Linked DNA regions of Homo sapiens: region 2 is linked to region 1. The links are chromatin contacts, found by Hi-C in ENCODE. All regions are on one chromosome and are shown on one strand. Each heading gives the region's core, a stretch centred on a gene start or an enhancer-like site at or near the end of the contact. The rest is flanking DNA. Distances are from core to core; before and after follow the strand shown. Region 1 holds the start of VRK2 (VRK serine/threonine kinase 2). Region 2 holds the start of UGP2 (UDP-glucose pyrophosphorylase 2).

Evidence for each region. A loop is a pair of places that touch in the nucleus more often than their neighbours do. Pooled maps may share reads with other maps.
Region 2: a loop to region 1 is called in a map of CD4-positive, alpha-beta T cell, with 13 times the contacts of the local background. The contact joins the promoter of UGP2 here to the promoter of VRK2 in region 1. A Hi-C loop is called at or near these places in 3 of 168 maps with a recorded cell type or tissue (CD4-positive, alpha-beta T cell and naive thymus-derived CD4-positive, alpha-beta T cell) and 9 of 50 pooled maps.

Annotation. Positions count from the first base shown.
Region 1 is chr2:58,044,660-58,048,792 of GRCh38, forward strand. VRK2 (VRK serine/threonine kinase 2) reads left to right here and starts at 2,147. Exons shown (of 13, transcript NM_006296.7): 1 at 2,147-2,209. It overlaps LOC107984043 (formin-2-like), which reads right to left and starts at 2,574. Exons shown (of 3, transcript NR_171623.1): 1 at 1,865-2,574. RefSeq lists enhancers at 1,415-1,970, 1,860-1,979, 1,971-2,526 and a silencer at 2,130-2,399.
Region 2 is chr2:63,839,776-63,843,908 of GRCh38, forward strand. UGP2 (UDP-glucose pyrophosphorylase 2) reads left to right here and starts at 2,121. Exons shown (of 10, transcript NM_006759.4): 1 at 2,121-2,429. The coding sequence starts at 2,411. It also overlaps a transcript of WDPCP not described here. RefSeq lists enhancers at 1,128-1,307, 2,178-2,227 and a silencer at 1,768-2,077.

The DNA.
Region 1 (4,133 bases), core at 897-3,396:
CTGACTTTTAAATAAAGACCTGAAGGAAGTGATGGAGCAGTCTATACGGATACCAGGTTGGAGAGTGGTCCAGGTGGCAGTAAATGCGAAAAGTTCTTGAGAACAGCAGGCCACTGTGGTTGAAGAGAGTAATAGGACATTGGGGAGTGGGAGTGCATAATAGGTAGATCAGTGTTCTTTTCAACGACTGGCAATTTTGGCAAAATTTCGTCATGTTGGGGGATATTTTGGTTGTTAACTTGTGTGGGAGGGAGTGCTGAGGAGACCAGGGATACTGCTAAATATCCTACAATGCACAGGACAGCCTATCTCTCAATCCTCCTCCTTCTCCCAAACCCCCAACAAAGAATTATCCAGGCTGACTGTCAATAGTGCCCAGGTTGAGAAATGCTGTTTAAAGTCATAGCGAAGACTGGCTAATTGTGAGTAAATTGGAATAACACTGAATTGTTTTAAGCTCAGTAATTATTTAAGCGTTAAGGATCATGTGGCTGCTTGCTGTGAACAGACTAAAGGGATAAGAGGGTATAAAACATTTAGGAGGGTAATACAATTACCTAGAGAAAAAATATGGTTTGGGCCAGAATGCAGGTAAGGGTGCTAAGTGATAGATGCTGGATGTATTTTGAAGGTTGAGCCAACAGGATTTACTAACACTGGATACATGCCTGTAGGGAGAGGAACCACCTACAAGTAATCTGCTGTGGTTGCTACTGGAGTTGTTTCTTCTCAAAAGGGAGCCGGGGAAGTGGTGGAAAGCTAAACAAATTTGGAAAGGAGGAAAGAGTACCCAATATGGATATTAGGATTATTATGCATCTGTTACATAAATATCTGTAATTATGCATCTGTTATATAAATATCTTAAGAAAATAAGAAAGGACACTGTTGGACCAGTGAATGACTAAGGGCACAATTATTCTATGGACTGTTTCTTTAAAAATACTTTTTTGTTTGTTTTTAGAAACGTCTTCTCATGCCATCTTTCATTTTGGTGACAGTCTGAAAGATGTAGGGAGCCCCAATTCCTTATTCTATCAAAGTCATTAAAGGGCTCTAATTTTCCTTTCAGTATTTGTATCCCAACCAATTATTGGTGGTTACTATGTAGAATGCTGACGTATTAATAATCTTTGTCTAAGCATTTGTTTGGTTTAGTCTAAAATATAAGCTTACTATGAGTCTTTTTTTTCTTTCCTTCGAGACTGAGTTTCCCTCTTGCTGCCCAGGCTGGGGTGCAGTGGCGCGCTCTCTGCTCACTGCAATCTCTGCTTCCTGGGTTCAAGCGCTTCTCCTACCTCAGCCTGCCGAGTAGCTGGGATTACAGGCGTCCGCCACCACGCCTGGCTAATTTTTTGTATTTTTAGTAGAGATAGGGTTTCACCATGTTGGCCAGGCTGGTCTCAAACTCCTGACCTCAGATGATCCACCCGCCTCGGCCTCCCAACGTGCTGGGAGTACAGGCGTGAGCCACCGCACCTGGCCACTATGAGTCTTTATGTATTAGAAAACTGCTTAATAAAGTCCTCACCTTATTGTCATAATCTTATAACCAATAACCTTATAATCTAACAACAAGGGTTATTTCCATTTCACAGACAAAAAAACCTGAAGTTTGTTAATTACGGTGTTAAATTATCCTACGATTAATGGCAGAAATAGGTCCTGAACCAATATGCCTTTGAGAACTTAAACGCGGTGAGTTACATACAGGCCCTCCTAACTGGAGTCTTCGCTAGTACCAATAGTTAGTTGCTCGGCGAGAGCTCGGTAAGGACTAGCCATTTGGAAGCTCGTAGTACTCAGGTTGTGGTACAGGAGATCTAACACTCCTACACAAATGCATGTCGTGCTTATTTCGTACCAAACTGGTCTGGCGGCGGTTCTTCGTCCAGACGCTGGCGGGCCAGGGTGGAGGTAGTAACACAGCTCCCATTCCCCATGTAGCCGCGCCCTCTCCTTCCCCTGGGCGTCTCCGGGGCGTGGACAGGCCGCTGAAAGGAACCGGCTGCGGCCTGTGTGAGGCTCCGCGGGCCGCTGCACTGCGAGGCCGACGCAGCTGGAGAGAAGTTAGGCAGGTCCTAGGGAGGGCAGGCTCGAGTGCTGGGCCCGCCTCCCCGCGGGACTGTAGGCCCGGGGGCTCCGCCTCGTCGCAGCGGCAGGTAGGAGGCGGTGCGCGCGGCCCGGCGACGGGGGATCCTGAGGCCCGGTCAGTCTCTTGCTCTGGGGTCTTGGGTGGCGGGCGGCACCTCCGCTTGCAGTGCCGGAGCCGCGGCCCCGCTCGGAAAAGGGCTGCCGTCGGAGTTAGATGCCGGGGACTCCGGGCCGTCCCAGCCCCCGGGCCTCAGCTCCGGCCCGGGCAGAGTCGCTGCTTCCGCGTTTGGTTCTTTTTTCCCCGCTGGGAGTGAGAACAAGGCGTCCCCTTCTACTCACGTTTGCCAAAAGCGGGTCCGACGTGTTAGCGGAAAAGTGGGTGGAGTTTCTCTTTTTGCCGGTGCAGAGAGAACTTGTGGCGGGAAGTTGGGGCGCGGGGTTGGCCGTAGGTCCCCGGCGTGCTAAGGGCGGACGGACCAGGCGGCTGGGCCGCGCTGCTTCTCGTTACCTTCCGCAGGGTCAGGGGCCGCGGCGGGGTTGGAGGTCAGCCCAGGCACATGTTAACCCCTGGGTACCAGTTTGCTCGGAAACTCGTGTTGAGGACTCATCTTAGCCCTGGGAAGGTACCCAGAAGCCGAAGGGACACCCCTGACAGGGACGGGCCCTGAGAGGCTGTCGTTTCCCTTGGCAGATGAACTCGGGACTCGCCCCCAGGATGTACATTTCGTAGAGTCTCCCTTACCGCCTCAAGCCCTGAGGCCGCTGCCTTGCCCCAAAGTGTATTTATCTTTTTTATAATTATTTAGAATTTATTCCTTAATCAGTAGTTTACACTTTGGAGACTTTAAGTTTTAAATCAGTAAATCTGTAATAGGCACCAGCCTATATAATGTACTGGTCAAGGGAAACCTCCACAAAAACTTTTCCTGCTTTATGATACAATCAATGCTCTAGGCATAGTTCACCATCCAAATTCCCAGCCCTTGTGTGCCTATCAGGAGGAAGGTGAATATTGTTAAAGATACACGCAGCGACTCTACCTGGGACAATACTGCTAAGTAAAAAAGCAGTTAAGTGAAGGAGGAAAAACCCGTTAAAGGAAAAACAGATACTTTCTTTTATGGAAGCTAGGAAGATTATATTAAGAAAACTTTACATTTACGTATATACGTTTTTAATTAACTTTCATGTCAGAAACTCTTAATAGTTTTAAATACTTAGAGGATCATGGTTACCTTCACATTTAAATTATTTTCAGGCATGTATGCTGGCATATGTATTTTCCCCTAAGAAATTTTCTCTTTTAACTCAGAATTTCCCATTGAGAAATTTGCTAACCTATGTACAATTATAATTAGTTGATTAAAGTTGCATGGCTGTGCTGTGGAGATTATGCTTTTGTTGTTGGTGGCACAGTTGTAATCTCTAAGGCAGGACTGTTTTCACTGTGATAAACTGAGAAAGAGGGTAAGAAGACAAAATGCTGAGAATATTTTGGCAGCCCGAGAACTGATGGCCTAGTATTCTGCTAAGTTACATATCCGTGAAAATCCCTGGCTCATTTAACAAATGTTTACTGAGTACCTAGTATCACGGTGGTGAGATGTCCATTGCCATTGTCTGTGTCTTCCCAATCCAATCCTGTGTTCTTTTCTAGTGACTGAAGACCTTCTCACTTTTAACATTTTACATTCTCAGTGACAGCAATATTTCCATGTACATGAAATTTATTTTCTTTCTTCATTGGAAATTGTTAATTTCGTGTTTCTTAAGGTGTGTCCTGCACTGTTAATATGTGCTATAGAACCCCGAAATGAATTTTGGATGAAATTTGGTTAGTTTGCTTCTGTTTTTTTAAAATATCTATACCTCTTAGATCTCAGTATTGTAATGTATGTGAATTTCTAATTTGAATATAATGTGTGGGCTTTTCCAAACTGAATTAACTTTAGAATCCTAATTTCTGGGAACCTGGGAAAGTTCCCTATTGAAGACATTTTGGGAAGTGTATTTTAAGAGTTTTGTTTGTTTGTTTTTCT
Region 2 (4,133 bases), core at 871-3,370, 5.8 Mb after region 1:
CTGTTATTAAACTGTAGACATCTGGATTTTAGACACTTGTTTTGTCTGGGGAAAATTCGTTTTACGGCCGAGAGGTTTTTGAGTGTAATCTTTTTGGATTTCATGTAAGAAACACAGTACCAATGGTTGTCATTCTCTAGTATAACAATTTTTCACTAGCCTTTTCTGTGTTGTTTGTTCTAATAACATTTCCATATAAAGACGTAGAACCAAAAAATCAAAGTTCCTTTGTTTAGACAATGAGTCATTAAAAAATTCTCACTTTACCTTGGTTGATTAGTGCTGCCCAAAGCCTCAAACTCTTCTGTAATTACCGTACTTGTTTATTGAAGGCACTTAAGAGAAGGCGCTGGCAAATCATCTGCCCTGGTGCGGGCTATTTGAGTCTTAAAGTGGAAATGCAAAGTCTGAAATGCACTCGCTGCCAGGCACACTGAGTCTTAGATGCAGGTGGGGTTGACGGTACCAGGTGTGATTTGACAAGCCGTGGGCTGGCCCTGTAACAGTCCCCAGGCTAGTGTCAAGTTCCGTGTAACATCCTCTTTCCTTGAGGACTTCAAGAATCTACCAAAAGAAAAGCATCTCTTGAGGAGTAACTTAGGCCAGTTCCACGTTGAAGAGAAAAGTAAACGCCTATCACAGCAGCTCTACAGGATTAGGAACCGGGGCAATGGGGATGGTGGTGGTTCCGGTGAGGGAGCCTTCACTTGTCACTTTCTTCAATGCCTAAACCCTCCTTTTGTTAGCTGGCCCACACAGGCCAATGCCTACTCCCTAACGCATCCTCACCCTCCCCCAACCAGATGTGATGAGGGGAGCAAGCGTCCCCTGAGAAGCGTCTGGGCTCCCTCGGGGCAGCTGCGGTGGGGAGCTCCGGCTCTATCCGCAGGGCTTTCTTTAGTCCCTAGTCAGCGGGAATATTTTTACTGATTGGAAAAATAACCAGTCGTGCTCAGGTGCTCTCCCTCACTGAGATATACTGGCGAGGCTTCCCTGGCCGCAACGCCGCCGTAAGTGCTGCTCCCACGCGCGGTATCCCCGCGTACTGCTCAGTGCCCAACTCCGACGGGCTCTCAAGTGCCGCAACGCCCCGCCCCTTGCCACCTCCACACGTCTCATTGGCCAGAGCCTGCGTCCGCCTCGGCTCCTGACTGGCGGCTGCGCCTGTCGGTCCGTGCGGCAGGGACATTTCCGCATTGAAGGGGCTGCTCCGAATGGAGGGGGAGGGGAGGTGTTTAGGAGAAAGTAGGGGCTGTGGGTGTCGGGAGCCGGCTGACGGGTGGACAAGGGGGGGTTAGCAGCTGGGCTGCGACCGTTAGGGAGGGGCTCAAGGTGTGCATGTGTGAGGGAAGAGAGAGAGAGAGAAGGGCGCCTCAGAGGTGACTTTCAGCCTGCGAGCCTTCTTCCCGGGGCGCCATAAACGCCCCCAATTTCCCAGCTGCTAAAGGAAGAGGAAGGTGGGTCTCGCTGGCGGCTTGAGGAGGGGCGGGGTTGGGCTTCCGGCGACCCCCTGGATGAGTGTGTTTCCCGCTCTCGCTGGCCCGCTGTGTGGTCTCGGAGGCGGAATTTGGGCTTCTGAGGAGCGCAGGGCAGGCGGGGCGAGAATATGTACGGGAAGGGTCGGTGCCCTCCCTTGGGACTCCCGCGCCGGTGCACGGGTCTGCCTCTAGCCGGTGACCCCTTAGTGTCCGCTGCGGGGGAGGGGCAGCGTAGCCTTCGGCCCCTACCGAGAAAAAGCTGCGGCCGGGTTTCACTGCTCGAGGCGGGAAGGCGGGGAGCTGAGGCCCCGACCGGTCGGCCAGCCAGAGCGTGGAATTGGTAGCGCCTCCTAGTCCCAGGATGTTTATGGCTGGTGAAAATGGTTGCACTGCCCCCGCTGGCCGGCCTCGCCCGCCTCCCCGACCCCTGCTTGGGCGGGAGCCGCTGTTAACCGGGGTTTTCGGGGGAGGCGTTTGGGGCCTGGACGGCGGCGCGGGGAGGGGGCAGCTAGGGGCGCGGCCTGCCAGTGCCTCCTGCAGTACAGCCCTGGAGGGCGTGGGGACTTGGGGGCGGTGAAATAGCCGCTGTAGGTCCGCCTCTTTCATTGAAGAAATTTAAGTTCGTGTGGTTTTACCTTTTCCGGGAGTCTCCAGCTGGCCCTCATTTGTGTCCGGAGCTCAGGAGTTCCCAAACCGACTCAGTCGCACCAAGTTTCCGTCTTTTGGAATTGGGGAAGGAGTTTCTTTCTTTCTTTTCTTTTTTCTTGAGCCAGTTTTAATCGCTTTGAATAAATACTCCCTTAAGTAGTTAAATATAGGAGGAGAAAGAATACATCGGTTGTTAAAGCAGGAGAGGAAGAGAGACCTGCCCTGTAGCGTGACTCCTCTAGAAAAAAAAAAAAAAAGCCGGAGTATTTTACTAAGCCCCTAAAATGTCGAGATTTGTACAAGGTAAGAAATGCTGCTGCTTATATCCCGAGTTGCTTCAGGCAAATTTGGGTACTGACAGTGGAGAGGTTGGTGGGTGGTTTGGAAGTGGAAATGTTCATTTGAGATAACATTTGCGAAACCCTTTTCGTTGAATTGTCATCTGAGCTGCCTTGAGCTGCTGGGTTGACGTTCCAGACGCGTATAATTTATGCTCCTGTACCCTGCTGGGTTTAGTTTTGCCTCCCTGAAATCAGGTTAGTAGTACCGTCGCTTTCCTGGATAGTGGCTGTAAGTGATAAAACAGGATTTTTGGCTGCTAATTAATCCTTGTTCTCTTTTCCTGGTCTGTGTCAAGGTACCTGTGCGTGCACGCAGACGGGAAGGGCTGGGGAAGCGGGAGGACTGAGAAAAGCCGGGTGGGTTTTGCCGGGACTGTTGGGGAAGCTTTAGTGTTCTCCGCTTCTACTTCGTTTGTGTGTACGTGGTTTGCGTCTCAGATTCACTTATTGCGAAACTGGGAGTAGCCCGAAGAAGCTGGAGGTCATTTCAGCTGGAGAAATGACTTTGCTGCATTGCTGTGTTTATTTTTTCCTTTTTTGAACTATGAAAAGATGATTAAGGTTCCTTTGAAGTTTGAAAACTGCTCTCTAAATTCCACATGTGTATTTAAAAAGGGTTAGGGAATGCCTCAACTGAGATTATCAGTAACGTGTATATGAATGCATGTGTGTACGGTGTACTCACTGAAATTGGTGCTGGCATAAACCTTTGACACCAGTTTGTAGCATGAGATTTGCCTTCTGGTATGCAAGTAAACTCTTTCCTTGTAGACTCCAGTGTGTGAAAGCTTCAGCCATCTTGATGAACACACAGCTAGTAAAGTTCACAAACACTTATTATGCTTCCTGATAAATGTAGGTGTACTTTTGGAAAAAAAAAGTTGTGTCAGTAATGGCCATCATTTGACCCTGGGAATAAAAATGCCCTACTGAGTTCTACATCGCTTTATTAACTCTTCTTTAAATTTTGTGTAGTAGATTAAAGTAAGAGAATTCGACTGCCTGTGTTATTATCGAAACAGATCGAACGCTATGCTTGCCTTTAGCGCTAAGCTCAGAAATGTCACTTGTTATTAGACTTTCAAATTCATGTTATACCTTATATGTGGTAAGAGATGCTTATGTTCTGATTGAGTAAATGTCTTATTCAAGAATAGAAAGGCAGAACTGTTAGAAACGTACTGGTTTTGTAATAACAATATTCAGTTACCATAAAGGCGGTATTTTGCAAGAATATGCTAGGTAAAAGTGGACAAGTTACTTCTCTTTAAAAGTTAGAAATATTAATAAACCCAAGGTGTTCCATGTAGAGTTATGCTTTAGAATAGGTTGCAGAATTGGCAAGCATTGACTGATTTCACAGCCTTTGCTGTAATGCCAACTTGTCCTCAGAAGATTCAAAATCAAGTGGTAAGAGTTGCTGTGTATGTTTGTCATTACTTTGTCATCCACTTTTTTTAAAAAAACTTTTTATATTTTGGAATACTTCAGGATTTATAGAAAAGTTGCACATTTGTCAAAACTAAGAAATTAACATAGGTACATTACTGTTAACTAAAGGCTTTGTTCAGATTACAGTTCCCATGATTCACTCTAAGATACCAGATTGCACTTAGTTGCCAGCCACTTTTTTTCTTTTTTCTTTTTCTTTCTTCTTTTTTTGTCA